2 separate regions of the Homo sapiens genome follow, and region 2 is linked to region 1. A link is an interaction called in ENCODE POLR2A ChIA-PET data of the cell type or tissue named here. Cell type or tissue: GM12878. All regions are shown on one strand. Links, peaks and the distances in the headings refer to the core of each region. The heading gives the core; the rest is flanking DNA.

Region 1 (10,969 bases), core at 3,922-7,921:
TTTTCCAGAGTCCTCTCCACATGGAAAGGTTAGAAAAAAGGAAATCCCAATTGCACTCTCAATTAAACAGCCACTGAGTGCTCCAAAGTATGGTTTTTAGCAATGTACTTTATTTTTATTTTTATTTTTGGAGATGGAGTCTTGCTCTGCTGCCCAGGCTAGAGTGCAGTGGTGCAATCTCAGCTCACAGCAACCTCCGCCTCCCGAGGTCAAGCTATTCTTCTGCCTCAGCCTCCTGAGTAGCTGGGATTACAGGCGCCCGCCACCGTGCCTGGCTAAGTTTTTTTGTATTTTTAGTAGAGATGGGGTTTCACCATCTTGGCCAGGCTGGTCTTGAACTCCTGACCTCGTGATTACAGGCGTGAGCCCAGCCAACAATGGATGTTTTTGACTCTAGGTCTCTTGCACGCAACATCTCAAGCTTTCCAGCAGTGGTAGTGTTACCAGTGGTGGAATTCACACAAATCTGCAGCAAACTCGATCCTTGTCTCCTTGGAGGAAAAAATTCTGCTGAGGGGCAGACACAGGTTTAAAGCAAAGGGAAAGACTGAGGCAAGTTTTAGAGCAGGGATGAGAGTTTATTAAAATGTTTTAGAGCAGAAGCAAAAGGAAGCAAAGTACATATGGAAAAAGGCCAAGCTGGCAACTTGAGAGGCCAACCGCCCCATTCAGCCTTTGACTTGGGGATTTATACATTGGCATGATTTTGGGGCTTTCTTTTCTCCTCCCTTGATCCTTCCCTTGGGGCGGGCTGTTGCTCAACCACCACATGCACAGTGTTGCTCAGCACTTGGGAGGGTGACTGCGTGCATAGTTTATTTTACTGCAGTTGCGCGCATGCTCTCTAGGGGCAATTTTCCTTTACCGGTCGACTGTTCCCAGGTGAAGGTCATATACCTGCCACTTTGCCTCTTAGTGTGCATGCTTGGGCCTGCTTGTCCAACCCCTGAACTCTTATTGAGAAGCTGCTGATCACCAGCTCCAGGTATTTTCTATCTACTGGGAGCCTGTCTTTGCCTGGTGCCGGCTGTGACCAATTATCATTTCAGAGAGAGTTTAACAACCGCCTGATCATCACCTGATGGTCACCTGACACTCCTGGGGGTGCCCTCTCCTGCCCTGCTCATATCTGCCTATCTACTCTAACAGTAGAAACATTCTAACACACACTTTATAGTTTTCACGTGGCAGCTAACTTTGTACAGGCATTGCAAATTCAGATGGGAAGAGCTCCACCTATGATTTTTGTCTGAGACTTTAAGGTTAGTAAAGAAGGTCAGACGTTTCTCCTCCCCTGGGACTCCCATGAGCTCAAAACCTCAAAGATGTTTCACCAAAATGACAGGCAATGTTATTTTGGTTAGAGATATGCTTCTTCAAGGAGAAGTGAAAGCATCTCAGCTTCAGGAGTGATATGACTGTGTGCCCTTGAGCACGTTTCATGGCATGGAAATGAAGAGACCACTCCCTTCAAGGCAGTGAGTCATAGCTCCGTTGGGGTCCATGTTGCTCCTAAGAATCCTTTCAAAGCTGGGCATGGTGGCTCATGCCTGTAATCCCAACAATTTGGGAGGGTGAGGCAAGAGATGTACTCGAGCCCAGGAATTTAAGACCAGCTTGGGCATATTAGTGAGTCCCCATTTCTCCAAGAACTAAAAAATTAGCCAGACATGGTGGCACCCCCCTGTAGTCGTAGCTACTCAAGACACTGAGTGGGAGGATTGCTTGAGCCCAGGAAGTTGAGGCTGCAGTGAGCTATGATTGTGCCACTGCACTCCAGCCTGGGTAGCAGAGCGAGACCCTGGCTAAAATAAAATAAAACAAAAAAAAACTTACTTGTGTTGGGTGCCTTTTGTGCTGTCCACTCAGGTGACATCCACCCTGGCCTCCTCTTCCTTGGCAGTCCTAACCATAGCACTCAGCACTTTAGCCTGTAAGGGATGTTAGTGGAGTGTCCACAGCTAAACCAGAACCTACTTGGGAGTGGAGACTGTGAGCTGTCCCTTTTGTCTCTCATAGCTCCTATAATTCCAGTGACTGGCCAGTGTGGTGTCTCATGCCTGTAATCCCAGAACTTTGGGAGGCCGAGGTGGGCGGATCACCTGAGGTCAGGAGTTCAAGACCACCCTGGCCAAAATGGTGAAAACCCGTCTGTACTAAAAATGCAAAAATTAGCTGGGCATGGTGGTGGGTGCCTGTAGTCCCAGCTACTTGGGAGGCTAAGGCAGGAGAATAGCTTGAACCCGGGAGGCAGAGATTGTAGTTAGCCAAGATGGTGCCACTGCACTCCAGCCTGGGCAAAAAGAGCAAGACTCTGTCTCAAAAAATAATAATTCTAGTGGCTGATGAAGATGAAGAAGAAAGATGATGATGATGACAGGTTAGCAGCAATAGCAGCTAACATTTTGGACTACCAAAGCTGATGCTGAACTGTTTTCACTGGATTTCTCATTTCATCCTCACAAGAATGCTTTGTGGTACAGATAAAGAGGCTGAGACTAAGAGAGGTTAAACGGCTTCTTAAGGTTGCCGTAGGGTTGAATAGTCTCTCCCCAGTATTCATTTCTACTCAGAACCTGTGAATGTGACCTTATTTGGAAATAGGATCTTTATTAAGTTTAAGATGAAGTCATACTAGATTAGGTTGAGCCCTAAAGTCAATAATTGGTGTCCTTAGAAAAAGAGGAAAATGTGGACACAGACACAGAGGATGCACACAGGTTAGGAGGCCATGTGAAGACAGAGGCAGAGGTTGGAGTGATGCTGCCACAAGCCAGGGAATGCCAGGGATTGCTGGCAACCACCAGGAGCTAGAAGAAAGACATGAAGCAGATCCTTTCTCTAAACCTCCGGAAAGAACCAACCCCAATGACACCTTGATTCTGGCCTTCTAACCTCCAGAACTGTTAGAGAATACATTTCTGTTGTCTTAAGCCACACAGTTTGTGGTAACTTGTTACAGCAGCCCTAGCTGATGGATATAGTAGTTTCACAGATACTTGGTTGAATAAACTGACTTGGGTGGTGTATTAGTCCATTCTCACGCTGCTAATAAAGACATACCCAAGACTGGGTAATTTATAAAGGAAAAAAGTTTAATTGACTCACAGTTCCACAGGGCTGGGTAGACCTCAGGAAACTTACAATCATGGTAGAAGGGGAAGCAAACACATCTGTCTTCACATGGTGGCAGCGAGGAGAAGTGCAGATCAAAGTGGGGAGAAAGCCCCTTATAAAACCATCAGATCTCATGATCTCACTATCATGAGAAGAGCATGGAGTAACAGTCCCCATGATTCAATTACCTCCCACAGGGTCCCTCCTATGACATGTGGAAATTATGTGAACTACAGTTCAAGATGAGATTTGGGGCCAGGCACAGTGGCTCACACCTGTAATCCCAGCACTTTGGGAGGCCAAGGCGGGCAAATCACTTGAGGTCAGGAGTTCGAGACCAGCCTGGCCAACATGAGGAAACCATGTCTCTACTAAAAATACAAAAATTAGCTGGGCGTGGTGGCACACACCTGTAGTCCCAGCTACTTGGGAAGCTAAGGCAGGAGAATCGTTTGAACCTGGTAGGCAGAGGTTGCAGGGAGTAGACATTGTGCCACTGCACTCCAGCGTGGGCAACAGAGTGAGACTTTATCTCTCAAAAAGAAGAAAAAAAAGATGAGATTTGGGTGGGGACACAGCCAAACCATATCAGGTAGTGACTTGAACCAACCTATAACTCACCTAACTCATCTGAGAGATCTGCATAGCATTGATTGCTATGAGAATCCAATGTAATAATGTAACTGCCCCATGGGTTCTCCTTACCCTCTGCCTAGACAGAGCTGATTTATTAAGACAGGAGAATTGCATTAGAGAAAGATTTCAATTCATGCAGAGCTGGCTGTATGAAATTTTATTATTACTCAAATCGGTCTTCCTGAGAATTTGGGAATTGGAATTTTTAAGTATAATTTGGTGGGTAGGGGCCAGTGAGTTGGGAGTGCTGATTGTTTGGGTTGGAGAGGAAATCAAAGGGAGTTGAAGCTGTCCTCTTGCACTGAGCACTTCCTGGTTGGGGGCCACAAGACCAGATGAGCCAGTTTATCGATCTGGGTGGTGCCAGCTGATCCATGGAGTACAGGGTCTGCGAAATATTTCAAACACAGAACTTAGGTTTTATATTAGTGACGTTATCCCCAGGAGCATTTGGGGACATTCAGAATTTTGCAGCCTCCAGCAGCATGACTCCTAAACCATAATTTCTAATCTTGGGGCTAATCTGTTAGTCCTGCACAGGCAGTCTAGTCCCCGGGCAGGAGGGGGATTTGTTTTGGGAAAGGGCTGTTACTATCTTTGTTTTAAACTATATGTTCCTTCCAAACTTAGTTCGGCCTATGCCCAGGAATGAACAAGGACAGCTTGGAGGTTAGAAGCAAGATGGAGTTGGTTAGGTCAGATCTCTTTCACTGTAATGATTTTGTCAGTTATAATTTTTGCAAAGGTGGCTTCAGTAACACTTTTGCCACAACAAAATCTTTGGCTCTCAGTGTGCTTTGTTGTTTTGGTTAAAGTACTTCATAAAGTATAGCAATGCAAGCATTTGAATATGCACAGAACCCCTCTGGAGTCATCCACAGGGAATTGGTAGAGGAGGTGGTCTCTGTGTAACTGCCCAGCGGGTTCTTCCTGCCTACTGCACAGACAAAACCAATTCACTGAGACCACAGGATTGTAATGAAGAAAGAGTTTAGTAGACACGAGGCTGGCCATGCCATGTGGGAGACAGAGTTGTTACTCAAGTTGATCTCCCAGAAGATTCAGAGGCTAGGATTTTTCAAGGATAGTTCGTTGGGCCAGGGAGTCTGCTTCTGGATGAGATCAAGACTGGTGGGCAGGGGCCTGTGGGTCCGGGTGGAGCTATTGCCAAAATGCAAAAACCTGAAAAGACATCTCAAAAGGCCAGTCTTAGGTTCCACAGTAGAGACGTTACCTGCAGGGGTAATTGGGGAAGTTGCAAATCTTGTGATCGCCAGAATAATGGTGGTAATCATTTACATCTATACCTTAGCAGAATTCAGGTTCTTCACATCCTCCCCGTGGCATTTCACTCTCTTTACAAAGGCATTTAATTTTGGAGAAGGGCTATTACCATTTAAACTATAAACCAAATGTGTCGCAAAGTTAGCTTGGCAAAAGCCCAGGAATAATTAAGAAGGGCAGCTTGGAGGTTAAAGGCAAGGTGGGGGTTGGTTAGATCAGATATCTTTCACTGTCATAATTTTCTCACTGTTACAATTTTTGCAAAGGCAATTTCATCTGGGGATGGGAACTGGTTGCGGGGAGTCAGGTGTGGGTGAGGACTTAGTCTTCACTGTTTACATTATTGAATTGGGTTACGTATTCATGCAGCACCTATTTTAAAAGGTAAAAATTTAAGTGATAAAGAGCTATGTGACAGTTATTCCCTGTGACTCACTTTCCTCTTCCTCTTTCTGTTTCTCTCTGTTGCTGTGTCTTTGGTGAAGCAGAGGGTAGAGGACATCATGGGTCAATGAGCTGTGGGTTGGGGCCCAGGACAAGGATAAACATTCCAGATCAAGAGTTGAGTGCTTGTCTCCCACACAGTACTCCCACTCCCTGCTCTGAGGCTACTTGCTGCTATCTTCATTGTGCATGTCAGGCAACGCAAATTCCCCCCATCCCCCATATACTCAGACCTCCAATCATTTGTCAAGTAGCTCATACGATATTATGTCGAGGGCCTGGGGCAGTACTTGCCCATAGCAAGTGCTCAGCTGAAATGCACTGAGGTACATGGCTGGAGCCCTACCCCGATTCTTACTGGATGAAGGCTTCCTCCCTCCCCTTGTTAGGCTGAGCCCCAGGCAACTTTTCCAGAAAGGGTACAGCTGTGGGGACAGGAGGGCATACATGCAGCACCCAGAAATGATTCTATCTTCTCTTCCATCCCTATTAGGCCAATCTTTCAGAATTTATGAAATATCAAGCAATGTAATCAAATGAGGAATCCGTTGCACGCACTGTGGGCCTGAAATACCAAAGGCAGCACAGTGAGGAACAGAAAGGAGGAATGCAATCTGTTTCCAGCAAGTTAAGGTAGAATTGAGCTTGCCTTCCTCCCCCACCTTCTCACTTAGCCTTTCACCAGAAAAATCATGCAATTTCCCCTTCTCTCTAATGTATACTAATGTATGGTATTTGTAGTGGATGAAATTGCCATGCAGGAATTTGGGATGCTGGTATCTGAGGAGGCAGATGTCTTGCGAAAAGGTTACCATGAACCTGTGGGGAGGGGTGTTGCCCACCGCCAGGGATCTACAGCTGAGACTGCTCTGCCTGGGCCTCCCACACGCTGGCTGGCATCTGGCTGGACTGGAACTGTAACCGCCAAATGGGTTCACCTTGCCCGCTGCCTAGACAGAACCAATTTATCAAGACAGGGGAATTACAATAGAGAAAGAGTAATTCACACAGAGCCGGCTGTGTGGGAGTCCAGAATTTTATTATTACTCAAATTAGTCTTCCCGAGCATTCTGGGATCGGATCTTTTAAAGACAACTTGATGGTTGGGCGCGGTGGCTCACACCTGTAATCCCAGCACTTTGGGAGGCCGAGGTGGGTGGATCACCTGAGGTCAGGACTTCGAGACCAGCCTGGCCAACATGGAGAAACCCCATCTCTACTAAAAATACAAAAATAAGCTGGGCGTGGTGACTGCGCCTGCAGTCCCAGCTACTCGGGAGGCTGAGACTGGAGAATCACTTGATCGAGGGAGGCAGAGGTTGCAGTGAGCTGAGATGGCACCACTGCACTCCAGCCTGGGCTACGGAGCAAGACCCTGTCTCAAAAAATAAATAAATAACATAAAGACAACTTGGTGGGTGGGGAGAAGCCAGTGAGCCGGGAGTGCTGATTGGTCAGGTCAGAGATGAAATCGTAGGGAACTGAAGCTGTCCTCTTGTGCTGAGTCAGTTCCTGGGTGGGGGCCACAAGATCAGGTGAGCCAGTTTATCCACCTGGGTGGTGCCAGCTGTGCCAGCTGATCCATCAAGTGCAGGGTCTGCAAAATATCTCAAGCACTGATCTTAGGAGCAGTTTAGGGAGGGTCAGAATCTTGTAGCCTCCAGCTGCATGACTCCTAGACCATAATTTCTAATCTGTGGCTAATCTGTTAGTCCTACAAAGGCAGTCTAGTCCCCAGGCAACAAGGAGGCTTCTTTGGGGAAAGGGCTGTTATCGTCTTTGTTTTAAACTGTAAACTAAGTTCCTCCCCAAATTAGTTCAGCCTATGCCCAGGAATGAACAAGGACAGCTTGACGTTTAGAAGCAAGATGAAGTTGCTTAGGTCGGATCTCTTTCACTGTTTCAGTTACAATTTTGCAATGGCAGTTTCAGAACCACTAACCTTATTTTGGCTCACAAACTTATATATGCTTTTCTGGACTTGCCCTCTCCCTTAGCTATACTTGTTTTTTTCCAAGATACTCGTTTTGACTCAAAAGAAAATTGTAATAGGGAAGAAATCAAATCTTCACCTTACTGCGAGGCAAACAGGAGTTGGAGAGGTTTGAAAGTGTTCTCAATTAGAGGACGGAAAAAAGTGTGACAGGTAGGCCACAGGGAAATGCTTTTCATTTGTTCAGACAGTCACATCAGAAAGAACCAATCTGTTAGAAATACTAAACGGGTATTGGTATGGATTTAGAACAAAGGCTACTGACATAAACATGAGCACGCACATGTCTGCAGTTCTGAGCTGGAAGACACATCTGTTTATTAAGGGCTCAGTCCCCTAGGGGCAGAGATGCCCAGACCGGTTAGACTGGATTGGGAGTCCATTATGGATTGAATCCATTGTGCTTGGGCCACCTGTCTGCTTGTGATAAGAGAGAGGCCCCGGAAGGCGGAAGAATCATCGGTTTCCCTGGTCAGATGAGGCATCAGGGGTGGTTTTTCCAAAGGGAGCTGTGTGGTTTTACTTTCCCCACGTAAGGATTGAAAATCATGTTATTTGCTTCATACTAATATACGTAGGTCTACATATGTGTAAAACCTCATTGAATCTCCTCCGCCAGCCAGTCGGGTGTTAATTGCCATTGACATCATTTCCACTTCACAGATGAGCACACCACAGTCCAGAGAGATTTAGCATCAGGTTATAATGTTTGGTGTTTGGACCCAGATAGTCTGGAGTCAGGAGGCTATGCAGATTAATCCAGTGGGCTCTTTATCACCGAAATAGAGCTCACTCATACATTCCAGAAGTATTTACTGAGATTCTGAGCGCTGGATGCCATTCCTGGTACAGGGTGTTGGGGAGGGAAGATGGGGGACCCAAATGTGAATAATGCTCAGCTCTGGCCTCTGGGAGCCCACCTGCTGCTGCGGAAAACAGCCAATGATAAAATAATGGGTAGGACAGGGAGAGTGGGATGGGATCCCAAGAGATTCTCCTCATTCAGCTGTGGGGTGATGGTATCAAGGAAAGACTTCCTGAGGGAGGTGAATCTCAAAGGATGAAGGGGTTACTGGTGGGCAAAGCACTGGGGATGAACATGCGTGTGGTGGAAGATGCATGTGTGTGTGCGTGTGTGTGTGTGTGTGTGTGAGGTCTGTGTATAGTATGTTAGGTGTGTGGGTGTTTATGTGCGTGTCTCTGAGGAGTATATATGAGGTGTGAGAGACGGGGTGTGTGTGTGGCTATGAAGAAAGTCTATGAGCAAATCTGTATAGCCAGTATAAAGACTTGAAATGTACTAAACGCATAGACATGATAAATATTTGGGTGCTGGAAACCCTAAATGCCCTGACTTATCATTACCGACTATCCATGTAACAAAATTTCACATGTACCCTGTAAATACATTCAAATATAATGCATCAAATCAATCAATCAATAATAGAAGGGTTGTAAAAAAGCAGGGTTCAGGAGCTTGATTGTGGAGAAGCAGGCTGTACTGTGACATTAACTTTCGTGTGAAACTCGTATCAGGAAGATACAGACAGGGATTTTTTCATCTCTGATAATGACAGCTCTGAGCACCTGGAGGGAGGAAGGCCCTAAAGTAATCTCTGTAAATGAGTAGAGGGCTGAAAAGACAAGCAGAATGAGATAGTTAAAGAGGACGATTTAGCCTTTATTGGGTCCCGAGGTTCTAAAGGGCTAGTTAGGGAGAGCATGCTGAGGCTGTCCTTGCAGCAGACCTGATTCAGGGGAAGCTCCCAAAGTCCAAGGGTCGTGGGCAGCAGGCAAGGTGGCTCTGGTGGCAGCAGTCTTGAATTCAAATCCTGCTCCCTCCACCTGTGTGACAATGTGACCTGGGGTAAGTTGTTTACCATTGTGGAGCCTCACTTTGCTCACCTATGAGGCAAAGGTAAAGGCATGGCTTGCAGGTATGTTAGGAAGATAACACGAACTAAAAATATGTGGACCTAGTGCCTTGTGGGCACTCCGTAGAGCAGCTTTCTTTAGGTTCTTAAGTCAGGGCCATAGGAGGGTGGTTTTTCCCGACACTATCAAATACAGTGTCAAAGCATGATATTCCAACACATTGAGCTTTAAAGATCGAATTGGCTATTATTAGCAATTCATAATCCAGGCAGTGTCCAGTCTCTGAAATAGACTGTCAGGAATGGCAGAACAGTGGATTTTTGTAAGGCACCTGAGCGGGAACGAGGAAAACAGCAAAAAGCAGATTGGTCAACATCAGCTGACTCTGGGTTATTTTCCTTGTATGGGTGAAAGGAGATGGGACTTCCTTAACACTGGCTCAGGTTGACTGGGCTTCTTTTGATTAGTTGCTATGAATCTCCTGGGTTGCGTTTGTTTGTTTGTTTGTTTGTTTTGAAAACTGGCCTGTTTGGGTATTTTTCTGTTTTTTAAAATTTCTGTTTGCTTATGTGGCACTTATCATGAGTGATTGCATTTTGGTTTGGTGTGTTGGGGCTTAATGCAGGTGCTCAGTCCAAAACAATGGCCTCTTATAGATTTTATTTAAGGATAGAATAATACAGAGGAAATCTGCCCAGGCAAACAGAGACAGTATATGAATTGTTATTTAAAGGAGCACCTAAATATCTTGGTTTGAGTGCTTTCTGTTTGTGGTTAGAAAACAATTTCAGAGAGAACTGAATCACAACACTAGAGGCACCATAGGTGGTCTCCAGTGCTCTCTATGAGGGTTAAGACATTCTCAAAAGAAATAAATTTTAATTAACTTTAACTTAAATATATCTAGAAATTTCAAAGGACGGTAGGAGTCCAGAGGCACATTGTAAATTTTAATACATTTTATTTTTTTTATTTATTTTCTTTTCGAGATGGAGTCTCACTCTATATACTAGGCTGGAGTGCAATGGCGTGATCTCGGCTCACTGCAACCTCCACCTCCCAGGTTCAAGTGGTTCTCCTGCCTCAGCCTCCTGAGTAGCTGGGATTACAGGCACCCACCATCATGCCTGGCTAATGTTTGTATTTTTCTAGAGATGGGGTTTCACCATGTTGGCCAGGCTGGTCTTGAACTCCTGACCTCAGGTGATCCTCCCCCCTTGGCCTCCCAAAGTGCTGGGATTACAGGCATGAGCCACTGTGCCCAGACTAAATTTTAATACATTTTAAAGTAAAGATCACACACTTGGACATAGAGTATGGAATGATAGACATTGTAAACTTGGAAGGGAGGGAGGGCTGGAGCCCAGTGAGAGATGAGAAATCACTTAGTGTACATTATTCAGGTGATGGCTACACTAAAAGCCCAGACTTCACCACTAGGCAATATATCCAAGTAACAATAAAAATAAAATAAAATAAAAAGTAAAGATCCACTGTGTCCCCCTCCTCTAAGTCTAAAAAGTGTTAAATAGTTTAGGAATCATTATTCTTTGGCTTTAAGGTAATGCAATTTGAGATGTTTTATGCACAACATGAATGAGAATACCCCTCATTCACCTA
Region 2 (10,969 bases), core at 3,953-7,952, 130 kb before region 1:
TATAAGGAAAGTGGAGTCTGTCTATGCAGTGACCAGGGAGCCACAGAGTGAACATCCAGGTAGCAGGGAAAGAGAGTAAATGCCACAAAGTGAGGAAGGTGAGGACTGTCGTGGCTGCTTGGGGACACATTGTGAACACATGAGGGATTTCTCCAGACAGAAGGAAGGTGTTTGAACTTGACAAGCCATTGTAATACTTGCCGTGTCTCTGGTCACTGCTGAGAACTCTGCTCTACAGCTTGCAACCCTTATAACCATAACTGTTTGGAGTACCTGATCTAAGAGAGACATATTAAAGGTCTTCCAGGGGCCTCCAAGGTGGTCTGTTACTCAGAATCTCTGTTGTTGAGAGTATGGATATGAGATAGAAAGAGATCTGGAATGGCAGATATGGACGGACCCAGAGAGAAGCAGACGTGGAAAGAATAGCTGAACTCTAGAATAAGATTCATGAACTCCAGCTGCTGATGGGACCAGAAGACAACTCAGTTTCTCAGAGCTCCCTTTGGTTGCTGAACAAATTCTCAGCCCCAGTCTCCTGATACTTTGCTATTCCACTCTTCAGTCCTTCATGGGTTTGGTTCTTTGACCTATATGTGGCTAAGCATCATTGTCATCAGTGTCATCATTTTCTGACTTAGCCTTAAAAACACTCACTTACAGAGTTTTCATTCATTCTATGCAAACCCAAATGCCTGAAACTTTTGTTGTTAGGGACTGAGAAGAGGGGATTCTCACTCTGATGATCCATATTCTTCTATTGTATCTCCAGGCTGCCAAGGTCAGGGAAAGCCTGTGTTCCATATAAAGATTATTGGTGCCCAGAGAGAAGGGGATCTGACTGTTTGATGATTGGGAAGAAGACTCTGCAACGGAGGTTTTACTTGCGATAAAGCTGACAAGGGATGCTGGTGTGGACGGGGCAAAGAGAGAGGGGATGTGTTCTCAGCAAAGGCAAGACTCCAGCATGTGCAAAGGCACAGAGGAATGAAAGTTTGAGTCATGGGGAGAAGGAATTGCTCTGTGTGTCTTGGGGCATGGTGGGCGGCGAGGTAGAGAATACCAGTTGGGCCAGACTATGAAAGTCACTGAAGCTATTGTAAAGCTTTCTTCTGGAGGTGAGTGGTGACTTTTAGTCAAGGGAGGTACACAACCAGTTTTCTGTTTGACATGGTAACTCTGGCAGTAACTAGGAGTTCTGGTTGATGGTAGTCCCATCCGGTCATCAGGAAGACCATCTGGAAGCTAATGAGACAATTCAGGTAAAAAAGTGAGGACCTGAACTGAGGTAATGACAGTGGAGGAGAAAGAGGAGAAAGACTGGGAGAGATTTAGAAAGTCGTCATGGCTGGACCTGATGAACGACTGCATATCATTGATGAGGAAGATGGAGGCAATGCAAGGAGGATGACTCTAAGTTTCTATTTGGGGCAACAGGAGCACGATGGTGGTATACATTGAAACAGACATCTCAGGAAGAAGAATACGCTCTGGGGGAAAGCTTGATCTCCGTTCGGGAAACATTGAGTTTGAGATGCTTCTAGGACACTGCAGTACAGATGCTGTCAGTAGTTGGAAATAGCATCCTAGAATTCAGGGGAGAGCCAGAATTGGAGATGTAGATTTGTGAGTATTTGCTGTATATGTGGTTTATGTTATGGGAAAACACGAGATCACCAGGGAAGAGCACCGTGATGGTGATAGGACAAGAGGTCCTAGGATAAAACTGGTGAAGATCAGTGTGAGAGATGGAGGCCTATTGAGTTGAAGAAAAGTAATGAACAAAGGCAGGTTGTAGTCTTTCAGCCTAGGCTTCATGAGGTTGAGCCCTTTGCTTTGCAGGTTTAGAAGCTTGTCTTTATTAGTTCACCTAAGGGATGAACTGACCAAGGTCTTGACATCTGATTCATCTAACCAAACTCATAAGAATCTGCTACCTAAAGTAGAATGAGGTTCTATTAATTCACAGGTGGAAATACTAAAATGCAGAAAACTAATCAGGTACTGATGAAAGGATATAAACTCCAAACTCATATTGCTTTGTGTGTTATCTGCTTAAAGGTGGAGACATTTCTATTAAAAAACTAGTATTGGCTGTCTTCAGTATTGGGTGGCCTATGGAATAATACAGGTGTACCTCATTTTATTGTTCTTCACTTTATTGTGCTCTGCAAATACTGCGTTTTTTAACAAGTTGAATTTCGTGGCCACCCTGAGTCAAGCAAGTCCATCAGCACCATTTTTTCCAACAACACTTGCTCATTTCATGTGTCAGTTTCAGCAATTTTTAGCAGTACAGCATTTCTAAGTTGAGGTATGTACATTGTTTTTAAAGCCATAATGCTATTGCACACATAGTAGACTACAGTATAGTATAAACATAACTTTTATATGCACTAGAAAATTAAAAAATTTATGTACTTGTTTTACCGCAATATTTGCTTTATTGTAACGGTCTAAAATCAAACCCACAATATCTCCAAGGTATGCCTGTTGTGTGACTGAAAACCCCCAAACTAAGTGTGCCGTAGTTAAATAAGTTTGATAAAACTTAAATCCTTCTCTTAGATGTTCACAAAGTACATATGAATTAAAGACTTTAAGAACTTCTCGAGTAAAGCAACCTGTTATGCTTAACCCAGCATTTGCAAATCCCTTGATCATAGAAGTTTCTCACCTATGATACCAGCCCTCATTTCTGGCCTGGCATAATCTGTCTAATCAATAGCTCCTCTTGGATGTATAACAGACATTTCAGCCTTCACGTGTTCAGAACCAGATTCTTGAAATCTGCCTTTCCCAGCTAGTTCTCATCTCCCCCAAGTTAGTAAATGTTAACTTCACTTTCCAATTGCTTGATCCCCAAATCTTGGAGGCTCTCTTTTTCTAACACTCTGTATGTAAAAATCAGCAAATCCTATTGGCTCTGTGAAAACATATCCCAAATCTGACTACTACTCAGCAGTTTCATTCTGACCATCCTAGTCCAAACTGCTGCCAGCTTCCTCCCGGACTATTACATTAGCTATCTAAGTGGTCTCCCTGCTTCCAAACTTGTTCCCCATAGTGTACTCTTCATACAGCAGCTTTTAAAACTCAAGTCAGATTGTGTCACTCCTCTGCTCAAAATCCTCCAATAGCTTCCCATTTCAGTCACAGCAAAAGCCACAATTCTTAGAGTGGCCTATGACGCCCTACCTGATCTGACCTTCCATTACTTCTCTGATTTGACCTCCCACCACTTTGCCCTTGGCTTACTCTGCTGCAGGCACACCGGCTTCCTTGCTCATCCTCCTGCCTCAGGACCTTTGCACTTGCTGGTTTTTTTCTGTGAGGAATGCTCTTCTCCAGACATCAGCATGGCTCACTTCCTCATTTCATTAGGGTCTCTGCTCAAATGACCACTCATTTTCTAACCATCTTATTTAAAATATATCTGCTTTGTGTTTCTTCATAGCATTTTTCAGCATGTCACTGTGTGTATATATGTGTATGTGTGCATATTTTGTTACTATCTGCACCCCCTGCCTCCCCCACAACTAGGATGTAAGCTCCCTGAGAAGGACTTTTACTTTTTCATTGCTGTATCCAGTATTTCAAAGAGTGTCTGACATGGCATAAATATTTTGTTAAAGATCTGAATAAACGAATACCCCCATTACTAGATCTGCAGAACACACCATGAGAAACCGGTTTAGACTTTTGGTGCCTGCTCTGGGCCGTGATATAGATTCATTTTTCCTTTTTCTTTTATTTTCTTTATTTTTGAGACAGAATCTCACTCTGTTGCCCAGGCTGGAGTGCAGCGGCATGATCTCAGCTCACTGGAACCTCCATCTCCAGGGTTCAAGCGATTCTCCCTGCCTCAGCCTCCTGAGTAGCTGGGATTACAGGCGCCGCCCCCACGCCCGGATAATTTTTAAATTTTTAGTAGAGATGGGGGTTTTGGAATGTTGGTCAGGTTGGTCTCACACTCCTAACCTCAGGTGATTTACCCCCCTCAGCCTCCCAAAGTGCTTGGGATTACAGGCGTGAGCCACTGTGCCCAGCCCCTTTTTCTTTTCTATATTCCTTATCAATCATCATGTTGTTATATAAGTACCTGCAGTTGCAATTTTTCCAGACTGTATTTTATGCTGGTTTCATTTGAGATTGTTTGCAATATCATTAGAAAACAATCTCCAAGTCACAGGGATGGATAGACTACATCTGAGAGGTTCCTGGGATGGGCTAATCTCATCTATTTATATTGTTTTAAAAAATAACTCATGATTTTGAAGTTCAGTTTGTTTTCAAAGGGTAAGGTTAGAAACTTGGAAAAGGCCTTAATAAAATGCAGGCTCTGAACCTAGACTTGTAGACATGGGTGTCTTTGGTTTAAAGCATGCTGTACTGTAAGAGGTCAAAATTTGGGGGTTTAAAATAGAAGGATGGAAAGCACCAGAGTCAGCTGATATAGAAGTCAATGAACACTTATGTTTGGTTTCAGGTGAATATCTATATTCATCTCAAGCAGAGCGCACAGTTTTGCCTTATACTTGTTTAACTGTTTATTGTCAGTTTCCCCAGCTAGAGTGACAGTCCCATGAGAGGAGGGGCTTGTCTTGTCTACTGCATTTCCAGTGCCTAAATGGTACCTGACATGTAGTAGGTGCTGGTTAAATACTGGTCCCTTGGTCATGCTTTGCGCATGTCCATTCTAGTCTTTTCCTGCTGCCTACTAAAGACTTATTCTTTGCTTCATGACTTACTTATTTGGTGCTTTTTACTTAATGATGCTCAACATGTACTTTCATACATACTAACTCAGGAGACTGTTAATATTTGTTGAGTACCTACTATGTGTTTGGAACAAAGGTACAGGAGTATGTGAAGTTAGTATTCTAACCCATAATAAGCTACTTAGTCTCCATGGATAGCTTGTATTTTGAAGCAGGAAATGCCTATATAAAACTTTCTCCTGAAAAAAATAGAGTCAAAAATATCTAAAAGTGCTATCTGATGTTTCCTTGCCATTTATGGAAGAGAACAATGGAATGTATCAAATAAGGGAAAGAAACGAAGACAGAGAGAGTATTGACTTAAGTAAAAGGTCACATGCTTACTAAAGGAATTGCAACACAAGCCAAGCAATTCATAGCATCTCATCAAAGATGCGGGATTCCATCACTGGAACCTGGGAGGTGGAGTTTGCAGTGAGCCGAGATCGTGCCACCGCACTCCAGCCTGGGCTACAAAGTGAGACTTGGTCTCAAGAGAAAAAAAAAAAAAGATGCTGGATTCCACTTACCTTTCCCCAGTGAAGATTCAAAAGCCTATTAGCCTGTTTGAACTAAGATGTCAGACGGTGGCCTCAAACTCCAATCAATAATAGCACAAGGACTGAAGGCACCCACTGTTTCTCAAGAGTTCCAAACCACTCTTAATACAGTTTTACATTCCATCTAATATTTTGTTCTTGATGTTTTCTGATCTTCCAATTGTACTACACCCCTAGGGAAAAACCAAAATTTTTTTTATGAGAAAGCTAATTTTCAATTAGTAGAGTTAAGAAGAAAATCTTATAAACTTTCCTTCCTAAGCATATAGCTATACCCTTGAGAGAACCTTAGCTCATTGTGTGCTCATGAAAAGAACACAATATCCTGTATGAGTCAAACCTGAAGATGCCAAATGGTGATATATAAGCTTTTAAAGAAGGTTAGAGAACTGAGCCAACACTTTAGTTTTGTTCTTTAAGGGTAGAATGCTGGGGGTTATGGGCACTGCATATTATGCAGGAGGGGTGATGGATGATGTCCTCATTATCCTTGTTTTCTAGATTTGGCTGGTTGCAAGGTGGGGCTGGAAAGTCCCTTGTTGGTAATAACGTCAAGTGTATTGATACTTGTGACTCAGAGGCACCATTAAAATTGATATGTAAGTGTGAAGTGTGATATGTAAGTGTGAAGGTAATATGGTTTCTCTTCTTATTTCTCCATAATACTCATGGGACACTTTCGATGATTTAAAGCAGAATGATTTATTATGACTTTAATGTTCTAAGGAACTCTTCTATCTACCCTTGACCTCATCTCAACTGCCATTGTTTTAGTAAGGGTTCTGGTTAGAAATCTTTTCTACCAAGGGTAGGAACTTTTTTGTTATTGGGGTTGGCCCTCTGAAGTTTCACTGAAAAATCAGCTCACAGAAGGCAGGTTAATTGGAGAAAAGGTGTACAAGTTTCATGTGTATACACAGAAGACTTCAGAATGAAGACCTGAAGATACAGGGGAATTGTCCATTTTTATGCTTAGGTTCAACAAAGGATGGACAGCCATGTAGAAATGTGATTGGAACCAGCCTGGGCAACATAGTGAGACCCTGTTTCTACCAAAAAAAAAATGTAGCTAGACACAGGGGTGCATGCCTGTAGTCCCAGCTATCAGGAGGCTGAGGCAGGTTGTTTTTGGCTGCTGCCAGTTTCTGGTGATCGTCAGCATTCCTTGACCTGGGCAGCAACACTCCAGTCTTTTCTCTGTGGCCACATTACCTTCTCCTGTAATGTCTGTGTAATTTCCCTTTGCCTCGCTCTTATAAAGGCACCTGTTAGTGCACTTAGGGCTCACCTGGATCGTCCAGGGTGAACTCCTCATCTTAAGATCCCTAACTTCATTGCATCTGAAAAGAATCTTTTCCCACATAAGATCGCATTCATAGATTCTAGGCATTAAGGCATGGGCGTGTCTTTGGGAGCTGCACCATTCAACCCAGTCTATATGCCATATTTATTATTCTGTATGTGTAGCTTAAGTCAGTCTCGCTAGCAGCTACAAAGGTTTTTAAATTAGCATTCTGACCTGAACCTTCATAAATCATTATTCCTTGAGGACAGCAGCCAAGGACAAGACTAGATTAAGATTTTGAACAGGAGAATGGTTGATAGAGGGAGTTAGACACTCATAACCAATTGCCAGAGACGAGGCAGGAAATTCACATGCGTTAAATATCTTTTCCATTCACTTGCAAATGTGGCCTTGTGGCCAGGTGCTGTGGTTCAGACCTGTATTCCCAGCACTTTGGGAGGCTGAGGCAGGAAGATCACTTGAGGCCAGGAGCTCAAGGCTGCAGTGAGCTGTGATCTTGGTATGCAGGGAGTGCCACTGCACTCCAGTCTGGGCATCAGAGAGAGACCCTGTTTTCAAAAAAAAAGATGGCCTTGTTTGATTCTTATTACAAATCTGTGATGGACCTCGTCTAATCCATACTCCTGTAAATGTGGAAACAGGCTCAAGAAGCTAGGTAACAATGTTCTTAAGTCCCACCAACCAAGGGCAGAGCCAAGATTTTGATCCAAATCTGTTATTGTCTCCAAAGCATACATCCTCTGTCACAAGTGAGGATTTCTGGGTGCATCTGGGACCTCCAAGCCAGCTGTTACTGCCATATGCCTATGTCCTCCCTCTGCTGGGGTTCCCAATAGGGAGAAGAGGACAGAGCTCTTAAGGCTTTGACAAAAGTTGAGTCCTTGGTCTAAGTCAATAGTTTCTGGATTCTATACACTATATTAGGAAAGGAGAGGAAAGAAATAATTATGAACAGTGTTCTTGTCTGTCACGATCATATATGATTACCATCATTGCATCTCCATAACTAGAAAACTGAACAGGTAGGACAGGTTTGAAAAATCCAAATGTGATTTTCAGGGTGGGGGATTGAACAAGGATATATGAAGGTATCAGTGTGACAATTTAGTAATCAGTTTCTTCCTCAATAAATTTAAAGAAAAACCCAGAGGCAGTAAGTTTTTTTGTGAAAACTAATTATGACACTTTGAATTTCAAAATGAGTAAACATACTTTGGAGGAAAGAAAGCAAATACATGGAAGATAAAACAGTTTGGTTTCAAGATTAACACTTAAATATAAATTTTGAATGTCTCTTTGCTAGGTAAGGAAATTTTTTATTCTAACTGTGAAGAACTGGAGAGAGAATTTCTTCTCTGGTCATATGCATGAAATTCAGATCCTTTCTTGCTTCACTTTAAAAATAATTGAATAACATCAGCGTCCAAGAATTTGAAGACAGCATAATTAATAGATGGATGATAATTCAACCTGCCTGAGAGAAACTGCGTTTAAGAAGAAAGCCCCGGCCGGGCATGGTAGCTCACGCCTGTAATCCCAGCACTTTGGGAGGCCGAGGCGGGCGGATCACGAGGTCAGGAGATGGAGACCATCCTGGCTGACGTGGTGAAACCCCGTCTCTACTAAAAACATAAAAAATTAGCTGGGCGTGGTGGTGGGCGCCTGTAGTCCCAGCTACTCGGGAGGCTGAGGCAGGAGACTGGTGGGAACCCGGGAGGCAGAGCTTGCAGTGAGCCTAGATCGTGCCACTGCACTCCAGCCTGGGCAACAGAGCAAGATTCTGTCTCAAAAAATAAATAAAATAAATAAATAAATAAATAAATAAATAAAAAGAAGAAAGCCCCTGATGGCTCAGCCCTTGGTAAGAGTGTATTCCTGCTAAAGATGGAGGTTAAATGCTTAGAATTGCTGAACAGTTACCTCCTTTGCAACGGTTATTAAGCAGAGTAGCTGATTTTTAATTAGATTTAAATGTGTGACTCACTAATGGTTAATGACAAACAATTTAATTATCGGGCCTTTCATTTTTTCTGGAAAGCCTCAGACTGCTCCTGGAATCCTTAATGTGGGCATGTGAAGAATATGGGCATTAATGGGTCTCAGAAGTTTTTCTGTTTTATCTTGTGGACAAAGGCACAAATGGTTAACTCGATTTTATTGAATGTCTCTTCATAGTCAAGATAAGGTTAATGCCCCTGGGGGCTTGGAGATCCACACCAGGACACAGCCCCATTGGTTGGCTTCATTGCCTGCTCTCTTACCCTCCTGGATCCAGCTCCTGAAAGTGTTTTACTTTTTACCAGGATGCTTCTAGAGGATGTCAACTGATTAGCCAATCAAGGTAGGTTCTGATAAGATGTAGACCCCTCCAGGCATATTTAAATCCTATTAATGGATTCTTCCAGAGAGAAAGCCTTTTGAGATGTAGAGAGATGACGCTGTGATAGTGGGATGACAGATCTGGGGTTAATAATTCCTGGCAGGAGAGCCTGCCTGGAGTGTCTCATGTCTCTCCAATGATGGCAGATGCCTCCTTGCTAACTAGGAGCTGACTGAACTGGCCGTTCTGAAAGCAGTAGCTGTGGCTATAGCTGAAATGACAGTCACACATGGTCAGCGTAAAAAGGACTCTGATCATTTAAGTCATCTTCACACATGATCACAAGTGTCTGCAAATTCCAAAAGCAAAGTGTACTTGGTATCATAGACTCTTAAGGCTGTCTCTGGCCATCACTCATAGTATGGGGCATGCTCAGTCTTCTGGAATTTACAGCTATCAGCCAGGATGATGGTGTCTTTCCAAGTTGAAAAATGTCTTTCAGATGTTAACTAAAATTTTAAACAAACTGTTTAGGCAAAGATGTCACAGAGAGGCTATTTACATTTAAGATAGCAGGTACATTTAGTAATATAATCTGTGACATTTACAGAAAACTTATTGGACATTAACTTTTGTCTTCCAATAACCCTATGAGGGAGGTAGTATTATCCAAATTTACAGATGATAAAACAGAGAGGTTAAGTAACTTGCAGAAGGTGACCCAGCTGGTAAGTAGCAGAGCTGGTTTCGAAGCCCACACTCTTACCTATAATGCTAAAATTTGCATATGTAATCTATGTGATTCTTACTTTCAGTTGCATAATTGATTTTGCCACATGGATGAAGACAACTTGAACAAGGGCAACATGGACAGCAGAGAGGCACTAGAGCATGATAGTCTAAAGCATGGATTCCTGTGTCACCTAGTATGAGTAGATCCCCGAGGTCTAGCACATACAGCTGTGAAAGCTTGGGCAAATTGTCTTAGGACTTCAGTTTTCTCATCTGCAAAATGGGGACAATAAGTGTATATAACTCATAGGATTGTAATGGTTATAGGCGACAACTGTGACAATACCTAACATTAATTGAATGCTTCTTTTTGTGCCAATGATGAGAAAGATGGACGTGATTAGCTTTGCCCCTGGCACATAAGCATTTTCATTAGCTATTCGTATTATTATTTAATACTACCTGTCAAACCCATTTCGACAAACTTCAAGAGATCATCAACTTCTTTTGCCATATCAGAATTCTGACCTACCGAAAATCGCTCTTTATAAGTGGGTCAGGGATGGAGCTTGGAAATCTTTTTTGTTATGTACAATTTCACCTATAATTTATTTTCCATTTTAATCTAATGCATAATTGAACACACTTTTAGAATATCACATTATATATTGCTTCTATTACTCTCAGAAATACTTTGTCTTTGTCATAGGGTATTACTAAATCTAGCTGAATTTCCAACTTCCCAAGAACCTGATAAACAGGCTCATTTTTCTTCACAGATTAGTAAGGAGAAGGAAATTAACTCTGAATCCTGATTCTTGTCTATAGTTTAAGGGAAAAAAATACAGTTAAAGTGACTTGAAATCATAGTCATAATCAAAATGATGGGGTTATTCTGCAGCTGTCAGGGGTACCCATGAGCTGCAAAGTAGCACCTGCAATAACAGCCTTGATTTTCTAATCCATTTCACAATCCACTCTTGGCATGAAGCACGTTCTACCTTTCGAACTGTCAGATTCTTGGGCTGAGCAAATTGGGTACAGCTTTTCGATTACACATTCAGTTCTTTCCCAGCTTTAAAACTGATTTCACATTACCAGTATGATTTATCAAGGAGAGAGCCATCTTAAGGCACAAGCCTAAGTTATAGAGGTGGCCCTGGGGTGTAAGCAAAAGCACTGCAGAATTTCAGATATAATAAAACAGGGTGAGCCTGCTATTACCTGTGTCCTAGATACAAAAGATACTCTTCTGATAGCCTGGAACAGCTGGCACCAACACCTCACTTTA

The links. Peaks named below come from ENCODE experiments on the same cell type or tissue, not always from the same donor. Only the 100,000 strongest peaks of a DNase experiment are listed, where the experiment ranks them.
Region 2: POLR2A ChIA-PET joins it to region 1 with 5 read pairs; 1 of 35 experiments calls an interaction of 5 or more read pairs at or near these places.

What each region holds. Positions count from the first base shown.
Region 1 is chr6:15,900,455-15,911,423 of GRCh38, forward strand. No RefSeq gene overlaps it. Among named protein-coding and RNA genes, the nearest start is that of LINC02543, 89 kb to the right of the region's middle. RefSeq lists enhancers at 856-945, 1,126-1,405, 4,718-4,867, 5,578-5,757, 7,724-8,018 and 1 more. In GM12878, for the core only: no CTCF peak of the experiment used is centred there; a DNase peak (open chromatin) is centred at 5,531; H3K27ac peaks cover 3,403 bases.
Region 2 is chr6:15,770,870-15,781,838 of GRCh38, forward strand. No RefSeq gene overlaps it. Among named protein-coding and RNA genes, the nearest start is that of DTNBP1, 110 kb to the left of the region's middle. In GM12878, for the core only: no CTCF peak of the experiment used is centred there; a DNase peak (open chromatin) is centred at 5,872.